Linked DNA regions of Homo sapiens: region 1 is linked to region 2. A link is an interaction called in ENCODE POLR2A ChIA-PET data of the cell type or tissue named here. Cell type or tissue: OCI-LY7. All regions are shown on one strand. Links, peaks and the distances in the headings refer to the core of each region. The heading gives the core; the rest is flanking DNA.

Evidence for each region. ChIA-PET counts read pairs that join two places held together with the same protein. Peaks named below come from ENCODE experiments on the same cell type or tissue, not always from the same donor. Only the 100,000 strongest peaks of a DNase experiment are listed, where the experiment ranks them.
Region 1: POLR2A ChIA-PET joins it to region 2 with 5 read pairs; 1 of 35 experiments calls an interaction of 5 or more read pairs at or near these places.

What each region holds. Positions count from the first base shown.
Region 1 is chr16:13,381,003-13,397,240 of GRCh38, reverse strand. It overlaps a transcript of SHISA9 not described here. Among named protein-coding and RNA genes, the nearest start is that of SHISA9, 490 kb to the right of the region's middle. RefSeq lists enhancers at 6,530-6,579, 6,990-7,049. In OCI-LY7, for the core only: CTCF peaks have their summits at 4,693 (motif pointing left), 5,758 (motif pointing right), 7,410, 7,610 (motif pointing left) and 1 weaker place; DNase peaks (open chromatin) are centred at 4,690, 5,270, 5,700, 6,960 and 1 weaker place; H3K4me3 peaks cover 3,392 bases; H3K27ac peaks cover 5,826 bases.
Region 2 is chr16:12,539,807-12,556,044 of GRCh38, reverse strand. The region is part of intron 20 of SNX29 (sorting nexin 29); the gene reads right to left. It overlaps SNX29-AS3 (SNX29 antisense RNA 3), which reads left to right. Exons shown (of 4, transcript XR_007064988.1): 4 at 1,579-9,732. Among named protein-coding and RNA genes, the nearest start is that of SNX29-AS3, 63 kb to the left of the region's middle. RefSeq lists enhancers at 6,970-7,109, 7,220-7,689, 8,346-8,415, 8,696-8,745, 8,836-8,955 and a silencer at 9,910-9,969. In OCI-LY7, for the core only: no CTCF peak of the experiment used is centred there; DNase peaks (open chromatin) are centred at 7,194, 8,534, 10,084, 12,554 and 3 weaker places; H3K4me3 peaks cover 5,493 bases; H3K27ac peaks cover 8,000 bases.

The DNA of each region.
Region 1 (16,238 bases), core at 3,068-11,067, 840 kb before region 2:
AGGGAACTTTTCCCATTTCACTACTATTAATTAGCAGACTTACTGATTACGTAGACAGTCGATTAACACATATGTTTTATGTTATATGCATTATATACTGTATTCTTACAGTTAATTTAAGCTGGAGAAAATAAAATGTTATTAGGAAAATCATAAGGAAGAGTAAATACATTTACTGTTTAATAAGTGGAAGTGGATCATCATAAAGGTCTTCGTCCTCATTGTCTTCATGTTGAGGAGTATAAGCAGGAGGAGGAGGAGTTGGTCTCACTGTCTCAGGGGTGGCAGGGGTGGAAGAAAATCCACATATATGTGGATCTGTGCAGTTTAAACTCATGCTGTTCAAGGGTCAGCTGTAATTGCAAATTATGAAAAGTAGTATAAATGGTGTGCAGTGATGGGGACTCATGGGGAGGGAGGGTGCCCCCAGACACCCTTTCAGGAAAGACTCCTTGAGGACTGATGTTTACATCAAGAAGTGAAGAATGAGAAGGATGGAGTCACAAGAAAGGGAAGAGCCTTTCAAACAAGCATCCCAGTACGTGCAAAAGCCCTGAAGCAAGAATTCATGGTGTGCTTACATGATTAATAAGGAATACAATCCACATGCCAGATTTCTGCTCACTGAACAACCACTCTATTTAGGCAACAGAAACCTGAAAGAGGATTTGGGTCTAGTCTGTCTGAGAGAAACCAGGTTATGCCATGAGCCCTTAATATTGATTTCTGGTTGAGGGTCGGGGAGTTGGCTAGTGGAGGACACTGTCTCACCATGGCATAATCTCAGTTCACTGCAACCTCCACCTCCTGAGTTCAAGTGATTCTCGTGCCTCAGCCTCCTCAGTAGCTGGAATTACAAGTGCACACCACCCTGCCCAGTTAATTTGTGTATTTTTAGTAGAGATGGGGTTTCGCCATGTTGGCCAGGCTGGTCTCAAACTCCTGACCTCAAGTGATCCGCCGGCCTCGGCCTCCCAAAATGCTGGGATTACAGGCGTGAGCCATTGCATCCGGCCGATTGATTTAGTTTGTGTTTCTATTAAGAGGAGACTCATCCATTTGGAAGATTCAGGTACTGTAGAGTTTGAGATTCTATGCAATGTTAGTATCTGAGGCCTCAACATAAAATCACATCTTATAAACGCTTCTAATTCATTACATCTTCCCCCTCTCTTGATCACAGAAGATGAAAAGTATGAGTCATACGACTTAGAATGTGTCATAGTGTTACATTTCAGGGCCGTGTTTCAAATAAAAAGAGATTAATTTTTTTTCTGAATATAATGAAAAAGATCTAGCTCTGCTCCTACCTTTGAAGTGACCCTGAACACGTTACCTAAACTCCCCAAACCTGGTTCTTCCTCTTTGAAACAGCTGTAGTGATACCCACTCTGCACAGATCACATGGCGTTTATGAGAACTGGTTCCATTTAGTTCAATAAGTGCATATCAAGCACCTAAAAGTCAAGCACTCATTTGACAAATATTTATCGACTCCCTCGCTACAATGTTCCAAGAACTGTCTTAGGTTCTGGAGGCACAACAATAAGCAAGACAGAAACAGCCCACCTTGCAAGAGCTTATGGTCTACCAGGAAAGACAGAACATTAAAGTATAATAGACATACATTTAAAAGCTAAATGAGATGATATAAGAAATAGCAATGCCATTTATGTGTGTAGACCTAGTTAAGTTCCATTGCCAGCCTGGCATCTCTGCATGTCAAGCCATTCAGTCTCAGACACTATTAGGGCTCAGTCCCTTAATGTCGGACTTTGCAGAAAGGAAACCTCAATTTCAGCCATATGAGACCTTGAGCAGAGGACTTATGCTGTGCATAGACTCTTGCCCTATGGGCTATCATGAGATAATAAGTTGGTGCTGTTTTAAGTCATTAGATTGGCAACCTTTCTTTGGTCTACCCCAGTTTCTGTTGAGCACTGTATAGTCCAAGTCTGCACGGTTCCTGAAGTTCATTTGAGCTGTTGTTTCCATGACATGTGGCAACAGGCATTCTTGATACCCAAGAGCCCAGAAATTGGGACTCAGCTCCTCGAAGGTGCACCAGCCCTCCAAATTCTTATGGCGAGCACAGGTCTGCATATTCATGAAACCTGCCAACCTCTGTCCACACTCATTCTGGAGGAACATTTCATAGCCAGACTGCAAAGCCACATTCTTCCTCATCATTCCCCTTCTGGGATTTCACTAGAATTTCTTAGGATTTCATAAGATAAACCAACCCCCTACACATGCACACACACAAACAGCCACACACACACACACACACACACACACACACACACACACACCCCAGATACTGCTTTTGCTTTAAAATGACAGTGGCAGAGGAAGGGAGGGGCCCTATGGACTCCTTGGGATTCGTTTGTGTGCAAGTGAGGGGCAGAGTATAAAAAGCAAAGCATTGCTGCCTCTCATTCGTCCTGATTCTTCTACAGCAATTAAATACAAATAAATATCTCAATATATTTCCCCCACCATATTAGCAGTGACACAATACTGTCCTAAGTGCTATGGTGTGGAAGAACACGGCACAAAGAGAGTACATTGCAGGGCCATTAGTGTTTCCTACTGTGCCTTAAGGAAGATTTACTGGTAGAAGTGACACTTAGACCGAGAGCTAGAGAGTGAGAACGAGAAAGCCAAGTCAAAGGATCCTGAGTAGGGCAGGGATGGAGGAAGAGAATGTGTTATTGGCTCAAAGCTGAGAGAGAACATAGAACATCTGAACTGAGTGTAGAATGGACAAAGAAGAGGGTGGGGGGTAGGAGATAAGACTGAGCAAATAGAAAGGTCCAGACCAGAAAAGGACATGAAAGCCCACCTAAAGAAATCACATTATTTCTTCATCAGTCAGCTTTGGCAGCAATAATTCTGCATAGCAAAGACCTCTCAAACTCACTGGCCTCTGTAAACAAGGACATTAACGCTGCTTATGGGTTTGTAGAGGGGCTGTATCTCTTCTGGGTTTAGCTGGAATCTGCTAGGTTTGAATCCAGGCTGGGCATTGGGACTGTCTCCTCATTCTCTCTGGACTAGTTTCTACGTGGGGTGTGTTTTTCTCATGGCAGATGGTAGAAATGCAAGAAGGTGAGTGGAAATGCGTAATGCTTCTTACAGCCTCAGCTGGGAACTGGCACATTGACAATCCCATTCAAGTTCCATCCGCCAAGGCAAGTCACATGGCTAACCCAGTGTCAATGGGGTGGGAAGGTCACGTTGCCCACAGTGGGACGTGACGTAGAGCACCGTGGCAAAGAGTGTGAGTGCATATTTCTAATTCAGGGAAAGAGGAAAGAATGGGAACAATGACCCAACTTGTCAGAGCATCCCAGGAATAATAGAAACCTATGCCAGGATTTCAAGGGGAGCTGTGAATAAAATGATCAGATTAGCAAAACACCATGCCAGTATGACACAGAGACAGCCAGCCACCTTCAAGCCTTCAAGGGTCCTAAGCAGTGTATCACTCCCTCCAGACTCTCAGTTACTCATGGTCATCAGAGTCCCAGAGCTGTACTACCTAAGCCAAGGCTCACACAGTCTTTTATAAACTTCTCCTCCATTCTCTAGCCAACGTCCCTGATAGGACTAACAACCTAATGAGCATAAGAGTCCTGTTGGCTTTGGGTTATTCAATTTAGATGGCTGACACAGTGCCCGTCTGCCATTCCCTCCTGCCCCAAATCCCTACAAATAACAGAAACAATAGTATTAAAAAGGAAACTTCTACAAAAATATCACTGAAAGCAAGAAGGGGGTGACATCAGTGGATCAGACACAATAAGAAATTCAGACAAAGTAGATGGGATCTGATCGAAAGAGGGAAAGTTGGTGAGACATTTGGGGAAAGGAATGGCCACACAATTTTGGGGGGCCCAGTGCAAAGTGAAAATGCTGGGCTCTTGTTCAAAAATTAAGAATTTCAAGATGGCAACACCAGAGAATTAAAATAGGAGTGGGCCCTGTGTGACTGCACAGGTCACACACCCGTGGAGCTGGCCCTGCTTGGGGTATTTCAATCCCCCAACAGTGGATACAGTGAGCACGAGGGTATCAGGAGCAAACATCTGTGTGATCAGTTTGAAGCAGGTTTGGAATGGGGCCAGCTGATTGGTTCAGGGCACACCTTCCCCCAGGCCTGAAAGCCTCCATTTGGTTCCCATCAGTGGGCAGAATTTGTTCTCCCATCCTGGGGCGTTGTATTAGTTTCCAAGGGCTGCTGTAACAAGGTACCACGACCTGTTTCGCTTAAAAGCCAGACATTTATCATCTCACAGCTCTGGAGGGCCAAAATCAAGGTGTCAACAAAATTGGTTTCTTCTAAGGCTGTGAGTAAGAGAATCCCTTCCAGGCCTCTGCCTTAGCTTCTCGTGCTTTGCAGGCAGTCTTTGGTGCTCCTTGGTTTATATTAATAGAAGCAGATGGTCTCTGCCTTTATCTTCACACAGTGTTCTCCGTGTGTGCATATTTCTGTGTACAAATTTCCCCATTTTATATGACACCAGTCATATCGCAGCCTCCACAGCAAATCGGTTTTATTTCTTTAACCTCTTAACGCAGTGGGTGTTGGGACTTTAGAGACCTAAGACCTATGCTTTGGAGTACATCATTGTGAGCCTAGGTTAATCAGAGGGACTGTTTGACCTCTAAGTGATCTGTAATGCCGCCACCTGCTGATTCCATGCTGTAGTCCCTGGGCTGTAAAATGGAGCCCCAACTGAATTCAGTAAAAGGTCTACATCCTTCAGTAGGTGAATCAATAAACTGTGGTACATCCAGACAATGAAACATGTTTTCTTTTTTAAATGTATATATTTAAGGTGTACAATATAATGTTTTAATATACATGTACATAATGGAATGCTTTCCACTTTTACCATGAAAAATAGATTGTTATCTAGAACTAAAAAGAAGGGAGCTGTCAAGTCATCACACTCCAGTAGGGCCTTATCTTAACTAATCACAGCTCCAAAGAGTCTATTTCCAAAACAATCACATTCTAAGGCACTGGGAGTTAAGACTTCAACATAAGAATATTAGGAAGACACAACTAATCCATAACAGGTGTATTTAGGATGTTCGAGGTACCTTTACTCCCAGGGGTGAAGATACCTTTCCTCCCAGGAAAAAACCAGGTAGGAAAGCTGCCCTGCTGCACACCTCAGCTGGCAACACGTTGTTCCTCACCTCCACAATCACTGGCAGCAGATGGCTATAAACAGATACCAGCAAACCGGGACCATCAGACACTCGGGGCAAACCAAATGTCTGAGAATGAGGTAGTCACTTTTGAAGAATATCATTTGATTAAATCTGCATCATTCCAAACAGATGGACTTTTCATAGTCCTCTGACAGTCCCTGAATTGCCACCGTTATTACCCAACAGGTACAGTCATTTATTGAGCTACTTTACCTGCAGTCAGGTTACAGAGTTCAAAAACTTTGTTGCTTGGCTCCCAGGGTTATCCAAGATCAGAGGTCTGCAACCTTAGCTGCACAATGGAGTCACCTGGGGGCCTCCAAAAATATTGATTCCTGGATTCCACCCTTTAATTGATCTAGGGTGGAACCTGGACACTGAGATGTTTTTTAAGCTCTCAGGTGATCACAGTGCACTGCTAAGGTCTAGAACCACTGGCTTGGAACTCCCCCCGAACCCAGCCATCTGTGTAACTGTAATAATGCATATTGACTGCAGATGGCACGGCATAGATTCGTTGGGGACTGATTTTTGTTTGCTGCTTCCAAGTATAATACTTCAGTATCTCTTCTCTCTAACTCTGTAACACCAAGTGCCTTGTTTTCCCTTTCTTTAGCCTTTTTTCAGTTGTGAAGGAGCTAAATCTCTGCTGTACAGAGCTACAGTTTTGCTTACAAAGGCAAGACCTCAGATGGAAACTGAGGCCTACAGCAGCACAGTGAATTATACCAAGACTAAGTTAAGCAGATAATAGACTTATATTTAGTACAATTTAATGTAAGGAGCAATAATGTGGGCTATAGCATCTTTTTTCCAAGGGTTCATGTTGATCTCACTTACTCTATTCAGCAGGACACACTGCTTTATGGTTTCAGTGAATGTCACTCTATCTCTTGCCTTCTCTTCCTCTTACTGTCACTCTTATCAACTCTTTTCTACCCTCTCTTTAATTCTCATCCTCTTTCTCCACTCCTGTTCTCTCTCATGTTGTCTCCCCTTTTCTTTACTCTTTTCTCCTCAATATTCTTGCTTTCACAGATTGCCATGGTTGGAATGGAGATTCAGCAGCCAAAGTGTTACGAAAATCAAGATATGCCACATGCATACCCTGCAGTTGCCTGAGATATCTCAGACTGCCTCTTGTGAAAGATATGAGAAGACACACACAGCCAAGAGAAGTCACCTAAGTATTTCTTTTCATCAGCCCATGAAATCTTCTTTCTCCCAAAGCCTTTCTTTCCATTTTGTGGTGTCACCCAGCGTGCTGATCTCAGAAACTACCTGGAAAAGTGCTACACAAATGTGGGGAATCATAATAGTGAATGACTGTAACATGCTTGTTACAAGCCACATACCCTTCTAAGCATGTTGACAGATGAGACTGAAGAAAGAGGCAGGAGGTGATTTCAAGCCTAAGCTTGAAATCTTAAACGTGCTCTTAAACGTGACTTAGTGTTGAAAGCACTTCAGAAAAGGGCAGCAGCAGAGTGAGAAAGATCACAGGCGGAATAACAGAGAGACTGAAAGCAAAAAGCAGAGAGACAAAGTATAGAAACACAGAGGGACAAAGACAGCCAGCCACCCAGATGCAGAGAACCAGTGAGACAGAACTGGACCACAACACAACTGAGCCGAGATAGACAGGCCCAACAAACACACTTCATGTTGGATTGCAACTGGGTAAAACAATTGCATGTCTGAGGCCTAATTTAGATCAGAGATTAGATGAAATGCAGGTTTGGTTCTGGCGTGACTTAAGAATCTTCTGATGTCATGGTTCACTGGTTTTAGAAAATGCATGCTTGCTTCTGGTGCACCTGGTATCTTATAAAAAGAGAGAGAGAAAAAATCCCTTTTGGTTTTTGGCTCAGTTACAGAAAAAAAAAAAAAGGTTAGAAAAAACCCACATAGTATTTAAGTTCTATGTACTTCACACTTCAGCAAACCAAGGCAAAGCATTCTGATTTTCTTTTCAAGTCGTATATTTTGCACTTGTCAGTTGGGATCTTCAAAGACTCCTTTAAGCCAGGTGCCTAACCCAGTATTGTCCTTAGAAGTAAGTGGAAAAAAGAATGGAGAATGGAGAGCATTTCCAGGATTAGATCTTGCAAGAGCACCCATCCTACGCAAGAGTGCCAACCCTTTAGGGGCAGAAGGAATTCCTCAGTGATTATAGCCAGTGGAGATATTGCATTGTGATTTTCCAGGACAATCGCAGCCTCCACAGCAAATCAGTTTTATTTCTTTAACCTCTTAATGCAGTGGGTTTTGGGACTTTAGAGACCTAAGACCTATCCTTTGGAGTACATCATTGTGAGCCTAGGTTAATCAGAGGACCTGTTTGAGTTCCAAGTGATCTGGAATGCTGCCACCTGCTGATTCCATGCTATGATCCCTGGGCTGTAAAATGGAGCCCTAATTTAATTCAATAAAATATCTATATCCTTCAGTAGGTGAATCAATAAACTGTGGTACATCCAGACAATGAAATGTTTTCTTTTTTAAATGTATATATTTAAGATGTACAGCATAATATTTTGATACACATGTACATAGTGAACTGCTTTCCACTTTTACCATGAACAATAGATTACTATCTAGAACTAAAAAGAAATGAGTTATCAAGCCATAAAGAGACACGGCCCTTAAATGCATATGGCTAAGTGAAAGAAGCCAATCTGAAAAGGCTACACTCTGTATGATCCCAACTCAATGACAATTCTGGGAAAGGTAAAACTACAGAGAGGGTAAACAGCTCAGGGGTTGCCAGAGGATAGCAGGAGGGAGGGATGAATAAGTGGAGGACAGAGGATTTTTAGGGCAGTGAAGCTACTCTGTATGATACTATCATGGTAAATACACATCATTATACATTGGTCCAAACCCTCAGAATGTACAACACCAAAAGTGAACCCTGGACTTGGAATGCAGGGATGTGTCAATGTAGGTTCATCAATTGTAGCAGACGTGCCGCTCTGGTGGGGGATGTTAATGACAGGGGAGGCTATGCGTGTATAGGACAGAGGGTATATGGGAACTCTATACCTTCTACTCAGTTTTGCTCTGAGCCCCTAACTACTCCAAAAAATAATGTCTATAAAATTTTTTACAAAGGTTCTCTGTATTAAAGACTTGATCATCTCATTTGGAAGAATGCTACTAGACGTGGAAATTTCCTCCCCTCCACCTCTTTTCCATCTCCTCTAGAATGAGGTCCTTTCTTTTGTTCACATGAGGTTTTCCCTTCCATCTAAAACCATTGAGGATAGAACATCTACGATGTGCCAGATTTTTCAATTTTACAGACAAAAGAGACTTAGGCTCAGAAAGGCTACCAATAAGCCCTGAAAGCCAGAGAGTTAGCATATGATAGAACCAGGATTTTCAAACAAAAGACTGTCCAAATTCTGCTGGCCAGGCACAGTGGCTCATGTCTGTAATCCCAGCACTTTGGGAGGCCGAGATGGGTGGATCACTTGAGGTCAAGGTAGCCCGGCCAACATGGTGAAAACCTGTCTCTACTAAAAATACAAAAATTAGCTGGGCATGGTGGTGGATGCCTGTAGTCCCAGCTACTCAGGAAGCTGAGGCAGGAGAATTGCTTGAACTTGGGAGGTGGAGGTTGCAGTGAGCCGAGATTGAGCCACTGCACTCCAGCCCAGGCAACAGAGTGAGACTCTGTCTTAAAAAAAAAAAAAAAAAAATTCCCCAAATTCTGGGATTTCCCACTGCACTATTTCCCCCTTCTGAGAGTTTGCTAGAGGCATGAAAATCATTCCCATTCACGTTTCTATAGAATCCTATTTGACTCTTGGGATTGATCCTTCCTTTTTCTTCTGTTCCACATCTCAATCCACAGGATGAATAAGTGGAAGCCACCAGAACCTGGATTTCAACCTGCAGGAATTACCTTGTAGGATATAGAGCTCCCAGGATGGAATGGGCTGTCTCAGGTACTACTGACCTCCCCATGAGCATGGAAATACCAAGGCTTGTAGAAGAGGCTTCACGGCTCTCAGTATTCTAACACTGTCAGTGAAATTTCGTAGTGTGGAGATCCAGGAGATACATGTCTTTTTTTTTTCTAGGAGGGGATTTTCACCCTCCAAGAAAATTTCATAATTGAGTTTCACTCCAATGGTGGAGAACTACTGAGACTAAGGGTGTAACGGACCATAGTTAGCGAGTCATTTTCATCAGTGAAAATGCACCATAAAGAATAATGCAGGCCAGGTGTGGTGGCTCACGCCTGTAATCCCAGCACTTTGGGAGGCCGAGGCGGGCAGATCACCAGGTCAGGAGATCAAGACCATCCTGGCCAACATGGTGAAACATTGTCTCTACTAAAAATACAAAAATTAGCCAGGCGTGGTGGCACGTGCCTGTAATCCCAGCTACTTGGGAGTCTGAGACAGGAGAATCGTTTGAACCCAGGAGGCGAGGGTTGCAGTGAGCTGAGATGGCACCACTGCTCTCCAGCCTGGTGGCAGAGTGAGAGATTCCGTCTCAAGAAAAAAAAAAAAAAATCCTCTAGGGGAGGAAGCTTCCTTGTTCCTTTCAGCTTCCAGTAGCTGTAGGCATCACTCGGCTTGCAGCAACATGAATCCAGTCACTGCCCCCATTTTCATATGATGTTCTCCCTGTCTGTCTCTGAGTCCAAATTTCCCTCTTCTGATAAGAACACAAGTTATATTGGATGTCAGGTCCACCCTACTCTAGTATGACTTCATCTTAAATTGAATTCTGTTTACAACAATTCTATTTCCAAATGAGGTCACATTTGGAGGTACTAGGAATTAGGGCTCCAACATACATTTTTTGGGATACCACAGTTCAACCCATAACAAAGTAAGTCATGGTGCTGGTTGCAAATTCTATGTAAATGTACAGAAATGGATGAATTTTATAATATGTGAATTACACATCAATGATTTATTTTAAGTGGCAAGAAGATTCCTTAAATTATTGCTGGAGGGGAAGGCACAGAATCGTTTATAGATAGCACTGACTCTCAACATATCATCTGAAAGTGTTAAAGCCGTATTCAGTCAATTAGCTATTCTATTTCTCATATGTAGCCCAGAGAGACACGCATATGAATTTAGATAGTAAAACATTAGAAACAAACTAGATATCCATCAGTAGGGAAATGGTAAATAAATTTAAATATAACCATACCATGGAATACTATGCAGCAATTACAAAGTAATTAAACATTACAATAACAATTAAAATGAGACAGTTTGATATTTACTGACATGGAAAGGAATCTAAAACATATTGCTGCAGAAAGGAAAAAGCAAATAACAGACTGATATAGAAGCATAACATCGTTTGTATAAAACAAACAACAATCCACATCAAAGAAAATCATGCTACACGTTTTCAAAGATACGTGTATAATAAAAATAATATCGAGAATTTAGTACGTGCCAGACACACTTCTAAGAAACTGATATGTATTAATTTATTAGATTCTTGGAACAAGCTAAGTACTATTATTGGATCCTGTTTTATGAAGAGGAAGCTAGGCAGAGAAATTAAGTTACTCCCTCAAGGCTACTGAGTGGTGGAATCAGAATTTGAATCCAGACTTGTCTGAATTCAAAGGGCCATTTCTTCTCCCAGCATAGAACTCGCATTAAAGTAAGTGGACACTTCCAGGGTGAGGTGGAGGAGATCCTATGACTACAGATGGAAACCATTGGGATTTCAGCTTTTAATTTTTAACATCTGTAAGAAATAATACAGAAAGATCCTGTGCTCCCTTTATCCAGTTTCTCCTAATGATAACATTATGCAAAATTATAGTATAATATCATAATCAGGATATTGACATTAATATAATCTACTGATCTTCAGATTTCCCATTTTACTTGTACTCATTTGTGTGTGTCTATTTAGCTCTATGCACTTTTATTATGTGTAGGTTCATATATCCATGGGCACCGTCACAGTACAGAAGGGTTTCATTGCCACAGGATTCCTTATGGTGTCCTTTCTTACTCACACACACTTCCCTCTTGCCCTGTCCCTATCCTTAATCCCTAGCCACCACTCATCTAATTTTGTCATTTCAAGGATATTAGTGGAGTCATATTGTATGTGGCATTTTTGGATTGCCTTTTTTCACTCAGCATAATTCCTTTGAGATTCATCCAAGTTGTTATGTGTACCAGTAGTTTGTTCCTTTTCATTGCTGAGTAGTATTTCATGGTATGGATATACCACAGTTTGTTCCTTTTCTTTGCTGAGTACTATTTCATGGTATGGATATACCACAGTTTGTTCCTTTTCTTTGCTGAGTACTATTTCATGGTATGGATATACCACAGTTTGTTCCTTTTCTTTGCTGAGTACTATTTCATGGTATGGATATACCACAGTTTGTTCCTTTTCTTTGCTGAGTACTATTTCATGGTATGGCTATACCACAGTTTGTTCCTTTTCTTTGCTGAGTACTATTTCATGGTATGGATATACCACAGTTTGTTCCTTTTCTTTGCTGAGTACTATTTCATGGTATGGATATACCACAGTTTGTTCCTTTTCTTTGCTGAGTACTATTTCATGGTATGGATATACCACAGTTTGTTTAAGCATTTCCCCCTTGAAGGGCATCTAGATTGCTTCCGTTTGGGGCTACTATGAATAAAGCTGCTATAAGCATTCCTGTAAAGATTTTTGTGTGAATGTCCATTTCAATTTCTCTGGCAGATATGCCCAAGAATACAATTGCTGATTCTTGCAGGTTTAATTTTCTGTAAAAAACACCAAACTGTTTTCCAGAGTGGCTGTACCATTTTACATTCCCATCTGAAACTTATGAATTTATTAATGTCTGCATCCTTGCTAACATTTGGTGTTGCCACTACTTTTTATTTTAACGATTCTGATAGGCATGTAGTGATATCGCATTGTTATTTTAATTCACATTTCTCATCTTTACCTGTGCTTCTTTTTCATGCATATCTTCTTTGGTAAACTGTCTCTTCCTGTCTTTTGCTCATTTTCTGATTGAATTGTTTGCTTGTTTTTACTTTTGAGTTTGGAGCATTCTTTATGGATTACAGATACTACTTCTTTACCAGATAGTGGTTTTCAAATATTTTCTCCCAGTTTGGAGCTGGTCTTTGCATCCTCTTAATGGGGTCCTTCACAGAGAAGACATTTTTAATTTGGATGGATTTACCCTCAAACTTTTTATAAAAAGAATGAATTCATGCCAAATGTATTTAAATATTAATTTAAAAATCAAATCTTTGTGTTTGTGTCTAGCAGATCATGGCTGTTTGGGAAAAGGTTGGAATTGAACTTCTCTTCATTTTCCTTCACGGAAGAAAACGCTCTTGCCAGACATAACCTATGGACTTCTTGTCCTTAAAGCTTCAAGGTTGCTGTCTCCCCACCCTGAAAGATGTTTGCTGTAGCCTGAGGTCCAGAGTACCATTGCTTCCTGGCTCTTGGTAGAGAAAAATGGATACCATTGCTCTTCTTATATCCACAGTGGTATTGGAAACCTACCATAGCCAGATTCTCATGCCATATGCTGAATACTTCTACTTATTCCAATAACCATGGCCCCTGAAGTCCTCAAGGTAACAAAAGTTAAGACAGGGATCACCTGGCCAGAGAGAAGAGTTACCACAGCTATTTTATAAGATGCAAAATGGAGATTATTTCCTAGCATCTCACCACCCAACATTAACTGCCAACCTGACCATGGGGAATGGAGTGGAGAAACCATATCAGGAGAGCTTGAAATCTGCATTCATTGTCCTGGGTGGCCTCTAATCCCATGTAGTTCCTATCCTGAATTTTTCGAAACTTATTATTTGCCTATGAACAGAGAAGAATGAAATTTGCTAGACATTTCAATGCCTCTTGCCAAACTAAAAAAATCCTAAATGTATAAACCAGTTGAAAGGAGGCATAGTTTCTTCCTCTCTCCTAACGTTAACCATTTTTTCAAATAGGTATGTTCTAAAAAATAGCAAACACCTGCACCCTGTAAAAAAATCAAAGTCAAAATATTACATTTAAAGTATTAGGTTGGTGTTGGCCGGGCACGGTGGCTCACGTCTGTAATCCTAGCACTTTGGGAGGCCGAGGCAGGTGGATAACTTGAGCTCAGGAGTTTGAGACCAGCCTGGGAAACATGATAAATCCCCATCTCTACCTCTACCAACACACAAAAATCAGCCAGGCATAGTGGCTCGCGCCTATGGTCCCAGCTACTCGGAGCCCAAGGTGGGAAGATCGCTTGAGCCTGGGAGGTGGAGGTTGCAGTGAGCTGAGATCATGCCACTGCACTCCAGCCTGGGTGACAGAGCAAGACTCTGTCTCAAAATAAATAAATAAATAAATATTAGGTTGGTGCAAACATAATTGTGGCTGGTGCAATTACATTTGCACCAACTTAATATGCTCCTCTCAATGCCCTTTCCAGGTCCAATATTCAAAGGACATCACTATTGCCAGTTTCTTGTTCATCTTTTCGGAGATGTTCTACCTATGCACGCATATAAGCACTCATTTGTCTTTCTCTGTCTCTACCTTTCTCTCTCCATAAATGGCAGAATACTATTCTTCCCCCATATTTTTATTAAGGATATATGTTCAAGATCATTCCATATCAGATCTGCCTCATTCTTTTTTAAGTATCTGCATATTATTATCTTGTATTTTACACACACTCCTGCCTTGAGCCTTTGGCTCTTGCTGCTTCCTCTTCATGGAATGCAGCTTTCTCCATTCCCACGTCCTCCAGATCTTTGCTCCAGTCTTCCCTGATGAGAAAGGCCATCCTTAACCACTCTCGTAAAATAGCTGCCATCTCCCACCACCTTCTTTCTACTTTTAATTCATTTTTTTCTGTAGCATTTTGTATCGCTTGACCTATTTGTTTATTTATTGTTTCTCTCCACCCATGAGAATGTAAGTTCCATGAGGGTGATGACTTAGTTTTGTTTATTGCTTTATTTCCAAAGCCTAGAATAGTGCCTGACACGCAACGAACACTTAGTGACTGCTGATTGAAGAAGTTACATGGAGGTATCAATGACATGTGATCAGTAACATATTGCTTGATTCTTTTTCTTATCAAAAAAAGTGTTATAACAATTTTTTAAATTTACTTTGTTTGTTTGTTTGTTTTAAGACAGAGTCTCGCTCTATCACCCAGGCTGGAGTGCAGTGGCATGATCTCGGCTCACTGCAGCTTCTGCCTCCTGGGTTCAAGCAATTCTCCTGCCTCAGCCTCCCGAGTAGCTGGGATTACAGGCGCCTGCCACAACACCCGGCTAATTTTTTATTTTTGATACAGACAGGGTTTCACCATGTTGGTCAAGCTTGTCTCAAACTCCTGACCTCAAGTGATCCACTTGCCTCAGCCTCCCAAAGTCCTGGGATTACAGGTGGGATTACAGACGAAAGCCACCACGCCTGTTTTTTTTCTTTTCTTTCTTTTTTTTTTTTTTTTTTTGAGATGGAGTTTCACCCTTTTCATCCAGGCTTGAGTGCAGTGGCGCGATCTCGGCTCACTGCAACCTCCGCTTCCTGAGTTCAAGAAATTCTCCCCTGACCCAGGCTCCCAAGTGGCTGGGATTACAGGCATGCGTCACCACACCCAGCTATTTTTTGTATTTTTAGTAGAGACGGGGTTTTGCCATGTTGGCCAGGCTGGTCTCGAACTCCTGTCCTCAAGTGATCCACCCTCCTCAGCCTCCCAAAGTGCTGGGATTACAGGCATGAGCCACTGTGCCCAGTCATAATAAATATTCTTACTGCAATATATCTCTGTTTACACATGAGAAAATATCTGTAGGATAAATTCTTCATTGTAGAAATGCTAAATGAAAGCGTATTTTGACAAACAGTGTTAATTTTTACTCAGAGAGTTTGTATCAATACACTTCCAAAATTTAAAATACTGTTTACCCATACCGTCCCTGATTATATTATCAAACTTTAAAATTTTTTCAACCTAATGTGTTTAACATATCACATTTTAAGTATAATTCATATTTTTCTAATTTTGACTCAGATTGAGCATTTTTTCACTTGCATTTGTGTCTGGGAACACTCTCTTCATGTCATTTACCTATTTTAAAATTCATTTTTATTAACAAAATAATACACATAATTAGTTCTAAAGATTTTTAAATTATATTACAAATCTTCTGACAAAAAGCAACCTCCCATGTTCCCAACCTTCCCAAGTCCTGCTCCAGGCACAATAAAAATTTTACAACTTCTTGCTATTTCTTCTATACACTTAGTTAGGTTTATAGATAATATATTCATATGACTGCATATATTTCTTAATTTAGAAATTAGGTTTTTTTACAGTAAATGAGAATTTAGCGCTAAAAAAGGAAAAGCAGCAGGAATAGCACCACCAACACCACTTTGCTCCCCAACCCGTCCAATAAATTTACATCTCAAATATAGTTAAATGAACATTCCATGTTTACAATATAACTTGTTCATTAAATGACTCAGTACATTTAAGTGCACTATTGAGTCAAGGTGTATATTTTGACTATCTTTTCTTAGTTCTATAACTTTATGCTTTTCCTGGAGTTGAGAGTTGCCTCATTTTGAAATCTGTTTAGTTTCCTATGGATAAATTACTTCAGAGTCTCCACAGAACACTAGAAACCCTTTTAACACTTTTTCCCACAGACAAATACATTTGTTATTCTACTGGTTATTAGTTCCACTGCTTTGCTAGGAACCCTTTATTTCTATCTCTAATCTCTCCATCTTCCTTCTCTAATCTGGTTAGTTGCCCTCTAGGCCTACTTCCCAGCTGTCATCTAGGGGCTTCTCTTCAAAATGATTTCTGATTATTATCTTTGCCTCTTCTCTCTGCTTGAATCCCCTCTTTAGAAAACTTATTATTTCTATAGCAAAGACTTGGAACCAACCCAAATGTCCATCAATGATAGACTGCATTAAGAAAATGTGGCACATATACACCATGGAATACTATGCAGCCATAAAAAAGG
Region 2 (16,238 bases), core at 5,048-13,047:
TCACTCAGCACTACGGTGGCATGGCATGAGTCCACAGGACAAGTGAACAAAAAAAACACTTGAAAATTGAAAGCCACGCAGATGGTGTTACAAGTTGGTGTGATGTAAACAGACCTGACACCATACGCAAAAATAAGGTTTGAGACCAAGAACAGGAGGGCAGAAAGCACGGCCTCTGGAGAAAATGATGGAGGTGGTGAGGGGGGTTGGTCAGTCAGCTGGAGCACCTTTCTTGCAGAGGCAGGCAGGAGTGTGCCTGCCTGGTGCCACTGAGCAGCCTGAAGGCTAGTTGGAGTTGTGGGGAGGTGGAAGGAAAAGTGAAAGGGCCAATCAGGGAGAATCTCGTAGAGTATCGGAAGGCTTATTCTCAGACTTCGTGCAGGAGTGACAGGGTCTGGCATCAGTGGGGTTACTCAGGTGTGGCATGCACACTGGACTAAGGGCAGCTGCTGGGTACAGGGAGAAATGGAGGTGAGAGATGAGGGTGCTCAAACCCACGGTATGACCTCCCAGAGAGCAGGGGCGCTGTCCAGTCAATCCCTGCGTGACTCCCCACAACGAAAGACGTCCTCAGACATGTCAACTAGGGAAACACCCTGCGTACATGAGTGTCTCCTACAAAGCAACCTGAGGGGCCAGCAGCCCAGCAGACACGCAGGGAAAGACAGGGAGCGCCTCATGGGAGAAAAGTTAACCAACATGTTTCTCAGGTGCCAAGAAACACTGGGGCTATGAGAGGGATTGACTGGACAGCACCCCTGCTCTCTGGGAGGTCATACCCTGGGTTTGAGCACCCTCATCTCTCACCTCCATTTCTCCCTGTACCCAGCAGCTGCCCATAGTCCAGTCTGCATGCCACACCTGAGTAACCCCACTGATGCCAGACCCTGTCACTCCTGGACCAAGTCTGAGAATAAGCCTTTTGATACTCTGAGATTGTCCCTGATTGGCCCTTTCACTTTTCCTCCACCTCCCCACAACTCCAACCAGCCTCTTGAGGCTGCTCGGTGGCACCAGGCAGGCACACTCCTGCCTGCCTCTGCAAGAAAGAAAGGTGCTCCGGCTGACTGACCCCCCTCACCACCTCCATTGTTTTCTCCAGAGGCCGTGCTTGCTGCCCTCCTCAGCCCCTCTCCCCTGCACTGCCTGTCCTGTATGGCATGCTGACATATCTTTGTCCTCTTTCCTGAGCACCCTGGCACCTACGGAAAGAATGGCACAGAGCAGGTGCTCAATACAAATTTCTAGAATAAACAATTGCATTCTATGGCGGGGGAGAGAGCACGTTCTAATACACTTAAGGAAAATGCAAACTGAAAGACTGAAAGACAGCTGTCACCAGGCATGGGCAGGGATGCTGAGAATTGGCATCCCTGTGGTTAGCAAATGCACAAACTGGTGAAACCTGGGGAAACTGAGGCAGGTATGTGTGAGTGAGCTCCTCTGGCTTGGGAGCTCCAAGTCTTGGTGTCAGCTTTAAGAAATTGTTGAACAAGTTCACAAAAACGTGGGCGAGAATGTTCAATGCAGCATCCTGCTGCGGAGGAAGCTTGGAAACCACTCCATGCCTATGTGCAGGACCCATGGACCTGGCATGGCAGGTGTGCGGAAACAGCAGGACACGCTGACATTACAGAAGACGATGCACACCCATGCACGGGGCACAGAAACACCTTCAAGACACAGGTAAGGGAAAAGCTACAGAACAAAAGACATCTGGTCCCATTTTAGTTAAAACTGAAACCTCATATGAAGCAAGCACCCATGTATACACAGATGCACCAAAAGGCAGAGACGATGCAGCCGAGGGAGATGTTCACGTTTTGCTCTATATATGCTCATCGTTCAAATGGTTTAAGCCAGAACTTATTCACACATTGCTCATTTACTTAAACACAGTAAAGAGCAAAGCATCCAGGCTGGGCATGGTGGCTTAGACCTGTAATCCCAAGTGCTTTTGGGAGGCCAAGGTGAGAGGATCATTTGAGGTCAGGATTTACAGACCAGCCTGGGCAACATGGTTAAAACGCTGTCTCTACTAAAAATACAAAAATTAGCCAAATGTGGTGGATGCCTGTAGTCCCAGCTACTTGGGTGGCTGAGGCAGGAGAATTGCTTGAACCCAGGAGGCGGAGATCATGCCACTGCACTCCAGCCTAGGCAAAAGAGTGAGACTCCATCTGAAATCCCAGCACTTTCGGTAGACCTAGGTGGGTGGATCACAAGGTCAGGAGTTCGAGACTAGCCTGACCAACATGGTGAAACCCTGTCTGTACTTAAGGAAAAAAACTAGGCTGGGGGTGGTGGCATGTGCATATAATCCCAGCTGCGTGGTAGGCTGAGGCAGAATTGTTTGAACCCAGGAGGCGGAGGTTGCAGTGAGCCAAGATCACGTCATTGCACTCCAGCCTGGGCAACAAGCACAAAATTCCATCTTGCAGGGGTGGGGGGTGGGGAACAAAGCATCCTCAGAGCCCACAGCTCCTGCTTAGCTCCCTGCAGTGCTCTGTGGGGTCCCTCCTCCAGCACTGTGATGGCAAGTGTGCACCTGCCCTGCCTGGTCTAAGCAGCTGGGGCTGGTCTGAGCTGGTCTACACCATGCTCAGCAGGTTGGAGTGTGTCAGACCTGGTTTTCAACCACCAGAACTACTTATATGTTCAACTTGAGAGCATGTCTGGCAAGCTCTGAGAAGACGAGCTGGTTTCTCTGCCTGCCTTGTTAGGGCGTTTCCCAGGGCCAGGTGCCCACTCATTTTCCTCTTACTCTGTGCCCCTAGGCGGCAGTGGTCTTGTACAATCTCTCTCTGTATTCTCAAGTCCCCATCTGCGAGCATGGCTACTGGAAATAACTGCAGCTGTATACTGACTTAAAGATCCAAAAATCCCAGGAAGGACCCCAGAGCTGTGAGCCAGAAGCCCAAGGCCCTCCCAGCCTGAAAGCCCCAGGCCAAGCCTGAACTATATGCAGGTGAGTGTTGCTTTGCAGTTACCATCTCCAATTAGTGTCCCCAGCCTCTTAAAGCTGATCTAATCCCACTCTCCTGATTTCAGCCCCTCAGACAGTGCCTGCTGCACTCAATACAATCCATGTTCCTGATGACGTGGCATATAAGGCCAGGAGCAATCAGCTCTGCTGCCCTTGCCTATCTCCTGCCTCCATGTCCATGTCTCCCCAGGCCCTGCCATCTGCCACACCCTCTCCTCTCTGGCAGGTCAGGTGTCACACTGTTGGCTGTTCTCTCCTCCAGGATGACTGAAAGCCCAGAGCTGAGATGAATTCATACCTTAAATCAGAAGTGATTTCACTGGAGATACCATGTCTCTTCTATCAGTCCCCCAATCTAAATCTTCCCCCGACCCTTGTAAACGCCCTGCATGGCCTGGGTCTCCCATTGCAATCCTTCCATTTGTTTGGTGTTTGGTTTTTGCTTTTTTAGTCATCCCCATGAGAATATAAACTCCATGAGGGCAGCAACTTGGCTGGCCTGTGTGCCAGTGCTGGGGACATCACTGAGAAATGAAGGCCCATTTGGCAGGCTATTTTTGAGCAAGATTCCTGAGGCCCAATCGTTGGGTGATGAGATGGACCCGAGGTATTTCACTCCAGCTCTCGAGCCAAAAGAACTGACCACGTCCTCACCACTGCTCTGCGCCAGGTACCATGCTTGCTGTCTTACACGTGTATTGGCTTATTAAACCCTCACAGAAGCCAGGAGAGGAGTTCCATTATCACCTCTTCTAGAAGAGGAAACTGAGGCACAGAAGTTAACTGGCCAGGGCTTACGAGCCCCTAGGAGGCAAAGCTGGGGCATGGTGCTGGATGTCTGACTCCACGGCCCTCCCCTGCCTTATCTGCCGTTGTTTCCCTTTCTGCAGGATTAGTAGATTAAGCTGTACTGGAATGTGGCCTCTCAGGCATTTCCGTATCAGCCATGGTTACACTCACTGAGGATAGCACAGTTGAGTGATTGAGACAGAGATTCAGTGCCCCAAAAATCCTTCCCATCTGAGCCTGGACTTGCCACGTTTTTTAGAGACAGGGACCAGCAGGAGCTACTTTGACATGGCACTGTGTTGGGCACAGCCTGGCTGGGGAATCTCACTGGATCCTCACAGTGGCTCTGTGTGGTAGGGTATAGAGATCCCTACCTTACAGATGAGCAGACAGGCTAGAAATATCACCTGCCTGCTCCTGTGTCCCCAGCAGCAGCTAAGTGACAAAACTGAGGCGGGGATACAGAAGTTTGATGCCCATGTGCTTCTGAAGCGGGCCCCTGGTATGTGTACAAGGCAGCCAGGAAGTATTTCTTGTCAGCTGTCCCCATTCACAAGTTGGCTCACCACCTGAAAGGAGGGTGGTACTTTTATCCTACTGCACAGGAACGGAAACCAAAGCTCAGAAAATACTTGCTGGGTTGATGCCTCAGACTCAGATCTAATTGTAACACCAGAATTTGTTCCAGCCTTTTGAAAGCAGGGCTTCTCAACTTTGCATGCACCTTAGAATTACCTGGGGAACTTTAAAAAGATCCTGATGCTGAGGCCCAAAGATTAATGTTGCATTAACCAGGCAGGGCCTGGCCTCTGTATTTTTAAAAGCATGCTGGGTGATCGAATGTGCAAGCTGTGGCTGAGACCCCAACTTGAAAGCAATCCTACTGTTGGGGAAGTTCTGCAAATGGAAAGACTAGCCCCCAAAAGAATGATTCCACATATCTCTGAGGTTACAAGTGGCTTTTTGGTGGGCTGACAAACTGGTTAAACATTTGACGGTGTCTGAACCTCCGGAGCAGTGATTTTTAGACTGTCCTCAGAAGATGGCAAATCTGAGTGCAGTGTGTTCCTAAAGGCTCTCTGTGGGGAAGTCTGCACGATGGTACTGAGGGTTTTCTGAGATTCTCCTGGCAGCTGTGGACCACTGTTCCATTATTTCACACCAGATTTCATCCAAGCAAAGAGAGGATCACATGGAGATGAAAACACCCCACTTCCTTCATCTGGATGACACCTTGTTTAGAAGCCCATCACTCGGCCAGAGAAGAAATATTTAGATTGAGAAACAGCTTTTTGTTGTGCCCTAAGCCCATTCTACCTTTATGATTCAACTAAAAATTTATTTCCACTTAAATAAAACCAGCAATTCTGAGCTTCCCCTCCCGTCACAGGTTTCCTCCCAGAAAGTCTATCATGAAAATACTGCTCAAAAATCATCTGTAAAAAGGTAAATTAACACATATTCTTGGCTCCCTCTTCCTTATCTCAGCTATTCAGCCTCTACACTTTTTCAACTATTTTATCACCTTTTTTAAATAGGCAACACAGGAGTGTAGAATAAGAGCATGAGGGGGGTGAATACATGAAAAAGTGAGTCTTCCCACCTTGGTCCTCCACTAAGTGACGGTTACTTTTTAATGTGTCTTTCTACAGGTATACATTACACATAGAAGCACGTATGTATGCACCGGTGGAAGTATATATCCTCATATTTGGTGTTTGGTTTTTTTTTTTTTTTTGTAGATTGAGACTGTGTCTCCCAGACTGGAATGTAATGACACAATGTCAGCTCACTCCAACCTCCACCTCCCGGGTTTAAGTGATTCTCCTGCCTCAGCCTCCCAAGTAGGTGGGAGTACAGGCGTGCACCACCATGCCTGGCTAATTTTTGGATTTTTAGTAGAGATGGGTTTTCCTCTTGTTGGCTAGGCTGGTCTCACACTCGACCTCAGGTGACCCAACCACCTTGGCCTCCCACAGTACTGGGATTACAGGTATAAGCCTCTGTGTCTGGCCCATATTTGCTATTTCTAAAATTAGAAAGGTATTGTGTGGTACTCTTCCATGCTTTATCCTCTTAGTAATAATGTCATGGAGATTTTTTCCATATCACTACATGCGGTATGGAAGGTATTCCCTTTACATGTGAGTGTACATCAGCCTCAGTATTCTAGCCCATAGGTTGGCAAACTTCCTATAAAGGGTGAGACTAAACATACTAGGCTCCAGGGAGGCATTCCATCTCAGTTACAACTCAACTTTGCCCTTATAATAAGAAGCTATACATGAAGTGTGAATGACTGGGCATGTTCCAATAAAACTTTACTTATAAAAAACAGGTGGAGGGTAAGATTTGGCCTGTGGGCCATCATTTTCTGATCTCTGTTCTAGTCTGAACCATCTTTGGCTGTTTCACCACAGTCATGCGGCCAAGGAGGCAAGGCCTGGCCACACAGGGCACAGAAGCCATGATGGGCCTTGTCTGCAAGTAGAAATCACCTGCTAATCACCAACAGGTCTCAAAGTAAATGCTGGAACACACTTTGTAGGGTGACTCTCCTGGCCCCAAGCAGCATCTGCGACATCAAGATGCCGGGCCTTGGGACTGCCTCAAGCTGGTTTCGGCAGCTATGCTCTTTACAGAGCGTGTGGAGGGCAAGGACTCTGGAGTAGAAAAAGGTGCAGGTCTTAGGGCTGGGGTCCCAGGGTGGAAGCCCACTCCATGCCTTACTGGCTATTTGAGATAGAGGATGAAAAATGGCATGAACATCTTTGTATGTGTGAGGATCTTCCTGTTGCCCACGCTGGAGTTCAATGGTGCAATCTTAGGTCACTGCAACCTCCACCTCCCAGGTTCAAGAGATTCTCCTGCCTCAGCCTTCTGAGTAGCTGGGACTACAGGTGCACACCACCACCCATGGCTAATTTTTGTATTTTTGGTAGACATGGGGTTTTGTCATATTGACCAGGCTGGTTTCCAACTTCTGACCCTGAGTGATCTACCACCTCAGCCTCCCAAAGTGCTGGGATTACAGGGATGAGCCACCATGGCTGGCAGACACAAGCATCGTGAGGGGTGCCTAGCCCCTGCAGACACTCCATGAACAGCAAATGTGATAACTGCTAAATCAAAACTACCCCAGAATTTTCCATCTGCTATGTCCCCAAGAAATGACACTGTAACAGGGAGCCGAACACTATGATGCCTGCCCAGCTGCAAGAGTGGACTCACCTAAGATACTCCACAAGCTTTTTATGCTGTTACAACGGACCCAAAGCACGGGAGAGCAGGGGCCTCACTTGTGCTGTTGCTTGAGAGTTCCCTAAATGCCAGGCCATAGCAGGTACTGAAGAATACCTACAGCCCGAGTGAGTGCTGCTATGTGTAGGGTTCAGGCCAAGGGCCCTGGCTGCAGAGCAGAGGAACTGAGAGCTAGACAGGGCTGGGCCTGCCATAGGAAAACAACAGCCCAGCTATGACCCAGCACTGTGGTGGCTGGGGGATGAGAGATGAGCTCAGCACAGAAAACACCTTGGAGCCCTGGATGTACCCCTCCTACACCAGTACAATGCCCTGCAGTGCTCTGGGCTTTAAACTTCACTTCTTGCTGAGTTGACACCAAATGAGGCCCCTGAAGAGCCTCTTCTGCTGTGGGGCTTGGACAGAGTACCCGGGCCTGGAGTGGGACTTACAGGGAAGCCAGCATCATAGAAAATCCCTAGAGGGAATTCCCAGAAGGCTGCACCCTCAAAGCATCTGGTCCAGACAAGACAACCCTGACTAGTCATCCTGAAAGCCCGGTGCTGTCCAAAAGACACAGATGCCATGGTACAGGGATGTGGCACAGTGGGGAGCCAGAGGTAGGTTACAAAGGAGACCTTAGAAGGTGTGGGACTCCCTTCCATGTGGGTGCAGAGTGCCCACTGTCATTCCCCATGGAGGCACCAAGCCAGGAGAGTAGGGCTCCAGGGACAGTAGCTTCCAGCCTTCCCAGTCAGGTCCACATCTGGTGAGCCAGAAGGAAGGAAATGTAACCTAACACTGTGGCAGGATCCAGCGTGGCCTTGTGGGAGGCGCTGTGGGATGAGCAAGAGAGCAAATGTGTGTGGCCAAGATGAAGAATGAACAGGGATAGAAAATTCCTACTTGTCCCAAGAAATAGACCTCAATGTCCCTTAGCAACATCTTTTTATGTCATGCCTGACCGTGTGTGTGCCAGGGGTGGTGCTTGCCTTACCAATATGAGCAGTGCAAAAGTCCAGGATGCCACGTTCACTCGAGACCCCTGTGCCATGCTGTCTCCCAAAAGACTGAGCACCTTGAGGGCAGACTGGGAATTGAGGTATCCCTGAACCCCTAAGAGCAGCTCCTATACAGCCCTAGAACTGCTGCTGAAGGAAGTGGCTCATTTTGCTAAACTCCAGTTTGGAATCTGGGGCTCAGTAAGGCTGTCCCTGCAGAGCATTCTTGAGCCCATTCTGTTCGGTAGCCAGGCAAGTGTGAGCAGCTGCAGCTTCACAGGAGGAGGCTTAGAGGGGCAGTGATGGGTGCCATGCTATGCAGATCCCAGACAGGAACGCGGGGGCCAGGTTTTATTACAGGAGATGGTGCTTGGGGTGGGAATCATATCTCCATCCCATGGGACAGCTTAGTGGTGCTGAGGCTGACTTCGTGGGGGTGTATTTAATCCTCGTGAGGGAGGGGGATGTTAACCACAGCTCAGGACTCTGTTCTTCCAGTTCCTCTTTCTCTCACACCCACATTGAAACCAGCAAGTTCTGGTAGTTCTACTTTGAGAATACCCCTTCCCAGGCTGCCTGAGGCACCATCCCCTCTCCCCGGGGTGCCCACATGGTCCCCTAACTACCTGTTCTATCACCCATAACAAAGCTCTACCCTTTGCTGACTCCACATGGCAGCTAGAGTTCCCTTGGCTGCAAGGCCTCTCTGTTCCTGGGCTACCCTGGCTTCCTTGCTGTTTCTCCCAGGGGCCAACTCTTCAAGGCTGCAGGACCTTTGCACCTGCTGTGTCCACTGCCTGGCTCCCTGCCTCAGGTCTCCACTTCGGGTCAAACTATCCCTGTCATCTTCCTAGACCATAAACAGCACATCCCCAGCAGGCTTCTTTCCCTCTGTGATGACTGTGATGTCATTTCCTGTCTTTTCACTGGAAATCGCCACCTCACATAGGCATGTCTGCCTCACTATTCAATGTCTGTGTCCCCCATGAAAACAGATGCTTTATCTGCTGTTGAACTATCAGGATCTGAAATGGTGCACTGTAAGTACTAATTGGAGGAATGGGTGGATGGAGGGGTGGGGAATTTATTTTCTCTTCATCCCTGCTCTCATCCTCCTAGGGCTTCCAGCTGCACTCCTAGCCCTGGAAAAACCAAACCAGCCTGATCTTACTGGTGACTGTATAATCTTAATCCCTTTATTTTCATATATTTTGAAAGCAATCCTAATTGTCTGTATTTAAAATTTCCTTTGTTGCATGGAAGGTAGCTGTTTAAATGTCTAATTTTCTCCTATCTTCTTAGTTTTCTAGTCAAAATAATAGCTTTAATCACAGTGGGTCTAGATGGATTCAAAAAGGAAGATTTATCCACTCTTCTTGGTAATTGTTTATAATTATCAATAGATCAATCTGGCATTTATGTTCCACCTGTATTATCCTTGGGTGGGGACACAGCCAAACCATGTGTCATCTTGAATTCCCATGTATCATGGGAGGGACCCATTGGGAGATAATTGAATCACAGGGGCGAGTCTTTCCTGTGCTGTTCTTCTGACAGTGAATGTGATGGTTTCATAAGGAAGAGTTTCCTAGCTCACATCGATGGTGCCATGCAAAGAGCTTAAGAAGTGACTTGCTCCTTGCCTTCCACGGTGATTGTGAGGCCTCCCCAGCCACATGGAACTGTGAGTCCATTAAACCTTCTTTCTGTAAATTGCACAGTCTCAGGTATGTCTTTATCAGCACTGTGAAAACGGACTAATACAGTTGTACGAAGGGTCGAAAAGAGGTCAAGTTTACCTCTACAGCAATGAGTACCTCCTACGTCCCTCGTTACTTTACATTCCCTGCACCAGTGCCCATCCCTATGTTACCAGGTGGAGGTTATTAGCTCTGTTTTGTGGATGGGGAGAATACATTGTCCAAAGTCACACAGTGAAGTGAGAGACTGGGGACTCAAACCCAGGACTGCTTCACTCCCATCATGTGTACTCAAGGGTGTGGGTTTTTTTGTTTTCTGTTTTTGGCATCCAGGTGTTCAAACTACAGTGCCCACTGAAGCACACATCCTGCCCTTAGTTGTCAGGATAATACATAAATATTAATAGCCCCGAACACCTAGAATGCTCCAGGTACCCCACCCCAATGCCCACGGCTTAGGCTCACCCTCTCAAGGAGAGGTGATCTGCTCCCCTCCCCCACAGGTCTGGAGAGTCAGTAGGGAGGCCCCTGTATGCCTAGTGGTGAAAGGTACTGTTTAAAAGCTGCCTCTCCATCTCAGGTTAAAATCTGAAGGCTTCATGGTGACCTCGTCTCTGGCCACCCACCTTGCACCAGCCACTCCCCTTAACCTGGAGCCTAGAAGCTGGGAAGGGCCATAGTGTAGACTCAGAACAGAAGAAAAGAGCCAGACCCTTGCTTTCTGTACCTCTGGATTCCAGAGGAAATGGGTTCCTCCATCTACTCAAACGTTTCTCCATAAGTCGTCTGCTGGCAAAGGCCCTGGTCACCCACTCTGACAGGACACACGGTCTTGCCACAGTTGCAGGAGGAGAGTCACTGGCATCCTATCCGTCCACAAGCCCTGGAAGGAACAATCCTAGGGGTGGGGCCAGGCAGGACCCGGTTAGGAAGCGGACAATACACCTATTGTGTGACAATGGGTTGTCACTCTGTATGTACTTGGAACTATGTGACACCCTTTCTCTGGTGGATGCGAGTCTTCCAGATGTAAAGAGGGCGAAGTGGCAAACCAATTTCTCAACAGTACTCTTTGGAGCCACTTGAGAACAGAGGCCCTTTCCCTGTCATTGCCTGCCCCACCCCTTCCTTTTTTGTATTGACCATATTTGTTTCTCTGACGGCTGGCAGAGTGTCTGTACTTCATAGCTGTGCTAGGTAAGTGGGGCCTCACAGAGCTGGCTACTGCAGCCTGGGTCTGATGGCTGGCACAGTGCATTTCGTGGCTATGCTACAGGAGCAGGGCATCACAGACCTGGCTACTGAAGCCGACATCTGCTGCTTCCTAGCTGTGCCACCTAGGACAAGTTACTCAATCTCTCTGAGCCTGTTTCCTCATCTGGAAATACAGTGAACAAGGGATGATGATAACATCTAATGACTATTGATTACTGGCCCACTGACCACAGGCCAGGGGCTGTGTTGACACTGGCTGCATGTGGGCATTTCCCCAAGGAGTTCTTGCTGAAGCAGTGGTCAAGAGTTTGGTCTCTAGAATCCTGGCTCTGCAGTTTACCAGCTGTGCGACCCAGAGCACGTCCCTTCACCTCTCTGGGCCGAGGTTTCCCCTCCTATTAAAGGGATGGTGGAGGAAGAGAATTCGAGTGACAGCGCTCTCAAAGGCTTCATGAGAAGTAAACAGTCTGACATGAACCTGCCGATCCCAAGGCATGACGCAGAGTCAGGAGTGACAACTCATTAAGAAATGCCTGCAGAACAATGAATCCATCACTGTAACATTCCAGAGAATGTTCCTAGGCCACACAATTCCCCACAGAAAAATGCCATCTAGACCCCAGCCGACCCCAATCATAAAATCGGCCTCTTCAGAATGAGATAGGGTAGAGAAAGAGAAACGTCCAAATCCCACCAGCTGACATAATGTTTTAGCAGAACCACCTCACAACGCCTTCCACTCCCCAGCATCACTTCTCCTTTCCAACAGTACTGACTTTTCCTGCCTCATGACTTTGGGGTCCACCTTCCCCTGTGGCCTGGATGCCGTACTGAGAGTGTAAAGTCCTGAGTTGCAATCTGGGTAAGTTAGTTTCAATCTTGGTGTGGTGAGGAACCGGCTGTCACGGTTCTGAAGCCTTGGCTGATGTGCACACCACCGATTCCCATCCCGTGTTCTTAGGAATGATGCCGGTGAATATAGGGTTATGGACTTGTTTTCCTTAACAGCCTTCCACAACCAAGTCTGCAGAAAGACCTCTACCCCTACCAATGTGATTCCTGTGGCTTTGCAATGTGATGAGTCAACGGGGTCTAGAGTCCAGGGCTTTTGCATTTAACCCATGGTGTGACCTTGGCTGAGACCATTTCTCCCAGCAGATAGGCTCCTCGCTTAGAACGAGAGGGTGCCGGATTCCACCTTCGGCAATCCAGGATGAAGGAATACGCAAGCTCTTGTAGTGTGGTAAGAGGATGTTCCACCACTGGCTTCTCTCTTCCAAATACGAAGGTGTCCCTGTCTCATGGGCTGGGAGAAATCTCTAGAGCACCAGATACATCTTGGAAAATAAACTTGGAAAATCTCCCCCAGTCAACTCCACTGCAATGCCAAAATTCATTAATTCCCGTGGTTAATATTTTCTGATACGACTGGCTTGTTGAATGCAGGCTGGAAGAGCGTCTGGAGACAGACGGCACCAGCTGCGGAGCACTGGGGCACTGCCCACTCCATCGGGGAGGATGAACTGGGACGCACCACGGAAGCGTGATCTCGTGGCTCAGTGGGCGTGGAAGTCTGGGCCAAAGGTGTCACAAGCTTCTTACACAATGACTCGCCAGCACAGGTGGCTGTGGCTTTACTGACAGCTGTTCACCAGACCCCGCAGCATGAACATATGTTTGCCCACCCACTTTCTCTCCTTTCAGTGAATCGGGCCCCCTCCTTCTGGATAATCATGTTCAGTCCATGAGCTTAGGTGGGCTGAACACCCTGCTCCTCTGCCCCAGATTTGGCTAATCAAGGTGCTCCATTCCCCGGGCCACAGGCACGGACCCAGATGCATGCGCTGATGACCCAGAGCTGCATCATTCAGAATCTCTAGAATTTCCGCTACAGCTATCAGGAGCAACGTGATGAATATGATTTTTCCTAGGACTTCTACAGGAGCTGATGAGAACACTTATGCTTCAGGGCCTGGATCTAAACCATCTATAAGATACGCAGCTGCCAGGATCCATCTTTCCACCAGACAGAACATGCTTGAGGGTGAAACCAACAGGGTCCTGGTGACACTTTTTGAGCCTCTGGATCCAGCCATTCCTGAAGCTAGCCAAGTCCCTGGACTTCATAGTTACAGGAGTAGTAAGTACTTCTTTTCTGCTTCAAGCTAATTTGAAGTAGGGCTCTATAGTTTTGCTAAGCAAAGATTCCCTACTCAAATCATGTTTCTGGGACCTCTAGAGACTCAGACATTTAGCATTTCTGAGTACTGCTCATGGGTCCACACACCTTACAGGATGCTTTAACTTCACTTACTTGCTGATTTAACTAATACTTTGTTTAAAAAAAAAAAAAAGGCAGTGATAGTCTAGTGCTTATATGCACAAGATTTAAGAGTAAAAGACTGGGACCAACACCAGCCTGGCCCCAAAGTCCATGTTCCCAACACGCTGCCTTCAAACACAAGTTTAAGTGTTAGACCCACACTGGGTGCCGTGGCTCACGCCTGTAATCCCAGCACTTTGGGAGGCTGAGGCGGGTGGATCACTTGAGGTCAGGAGTTCAAGATCAGCCTGGCCAACGTGGTGAAACCCTGCCTCTCCTAAAAATACAAAAATGAGCCAGGTGTGGTAGTGGGTCCCTGTAATCCCAGCTACTTGGGAAGCTGAGGAAACAAAATTGAACTTGGGAGGCGAAGGCTGTAGTGAGGGGAGACTGTGCCACTGTACTCCACCCTGGGTGATAGAACTTGGGTCTAACTTTTTCTTTTGAGACAATCTCTTGCTCTAACAGCAGCTCTAAAACTTACTAGCTGTGATCTTGGGCAAGTTCCTCCATTTCTCCATGCCTCAATTTCCTCATCTATAAAGGGAATAACACTAGGTCCTATCCCTCTGAGTTGCAGATTCCTTGACACCCTGTGTGGAAAAGGCTTAGCACAGGGCCTGACACCCAGCAGGAGCCCAGGTAGCGTGGGCTGAATTGGAAATGCTGGCTCAATTTAGGGATCCGTTGGGAAGAGACAATATTGCAGGATTTGGACTAACTGGTGACTAGGAATATCTTTGCCAAACTAATTAAAAAAAGAAAAAACAGAGCGGTGCTGCAAACGTGAGCCCTTCTGGACTCATAAGACAAGCCAAGTCTCTGAAGTGGATCCAGCGTCCTCTTGTGTGGGCCCAGGATGTACCGTGGGCAATCAGTGGAAAACATCTGTTGCATCATCATAAACATTCATCAAGCATTGACTGGTTTCCAGGCATGTGCTACAAAGCTGGGAGAAGAGGGGAAGAGGCGAGCTTGGTTCCTGCCCTCTGAACCTTTCCATTCCAGGGGGTTGGAAACGCAGGTCAGTATCAGGCACTGGCTGGCACAGTACGGAAAAGACAGGAGGTGACAGGAATCAGGAACCCACTCCCGCCCCAGGGTAGTGGTAAACGGGTGTCAGCACGGCTGCATTAGGAGCTGGCTGAACGAAGATGCGATGGACCCCGACAGAGATGTGGCCCAGAGTGTGACCTCAGGGTTGAGGTCTGGCATGGAGAGCAATTTGGCAGCTTGAAAAGGGAGGCTGATGAACAACTACATGCTGAAATGGTTATGACTTGGGACTCAGATCACAGAGGTCTGGGTCTGAGATCCTGGCTCCATCAAGCACTAAGCGTGGGTCCTTTGAGACATTGATGACCTTCCATGAGCCTCAGTTTCTTTATCTGTACAATGAGCCTGCACATGGTAACTGCCCTCATAGGGAATTCTGTGAAGAATGAAGAAGGTAATTCTGGCACTCAGAAGTCCTCCATCAGGGCTGACCATCCCCACTGTTAGTGGTATTCCCCTGCTCCTGTCATTCTCTCCCTGATAAGATATGATACATGGTTCCATAGTCCTTCTCTCCATGCACCAATATTCCATAATACTTCAGGATAGACAATACTGAGGAAGAGGTTCCAGGTCTGGGTATGATGTAGTAAGGTCACCTCCCCCTGTGTCTCCCCTCCAAGTCAGCTTTCAAACCTGGAGTGGATGCATGAGGCAGCTAGTCAATAACTCAGGAAACTAAATAGCAGCCAGACTACAGAGATGACCAGTTGTTGCTGTCCCAGGAAACCCGCAGTGAGCTCACCATTTTTCCCCTGTAGCATCCTCCAGCCTGAACTACAGGCAGCCTGACCCCAAAAGTGGGCAGGGGGTGAACAGACAGGGCTGTCAGAGAAGCCCTCCAGCTCTGGGTCCAGAAGTGGAAAAGGGCACTCCTGCTCAGAAAGGGTGGAGGCGATCTTGTTTCTTTTTGCCCCTTCTCTCATGCCTCAGCCTTGAGCAGTCCTCAAGCACCTGACACTCTAGGGGAGGTGGCGGTAAGATCAATGGTGCCCCAAGGATGCCCAGCTCTTCATCCCTGGAGCGTCTTCATATGTGAGCTTCTACAACAAGAGGGACCAGCAGCTGTGGTTACATTCAGGCTTTTGAGATGGGGAGATGATCCTGGACTCTTTAGGTCCACCCCATGGAATCTCAGGGTCCCAGAGTAATTGCTGGGAAGCAAAGAAGGGGCCATGGCATAGGGTGGCTGCCAGGAAGCCGCGAAACAAATTCTGCCCCACAACCTCGAGAAGGCGCCAGCCCTGCCGACACCTTGACTGTAGCCTAGTAAGACGGATCTCGGACTTCTGGCCTCCACAGCAGCTGGAGAATAAATCTGTAGTTTTTAGCCACTAACTTTGTGCCAATTTGGTAGGGCAACAATAAGAAATTAATACAGGGGATAACGTTCCTCTTTAATCATAAGAGCTGTGGTCCCAAGAGGGTGGGGCCACCCCGTAATGCCTCTAGTCCTGTCCTCCCTCCACTTGACCTTACGCTGGGGGTGGGGGGAGCGGGTCAGCCACAGGAAGTAGGTTAACCTTGACCCAATCCTTGGACCTGACACAAAAGTCCACTCAAAATGAATCGCAGATCTAAAATGTAAAGCTATAAAACTTTGAGGAAAACCTAGGAGAAAATCTTTATGACCTGGGTTTAGGCTAACAATTGGTAGACATGACACCAAAAGCATGATCTGGGACACAAAAAGTAAATTTCATCAAAATTAAAAAGGTGTCATGCAAAAGACACTGAAAAGAAGCTGAAGACTAGAAGAAAATATGTGCAACTCACATGTTCGACAAAGGTCTTGCATCTAACATATACAAAGAACTCCCAAAACTCAAATCTTTGTAAAACCACAAACAGCCTAGTTTCTAAGAACAGGCAAAATACTTGGACACTTACTTACTTCCCCAAAGAGGATGTGTTAAAGGAAAACATCC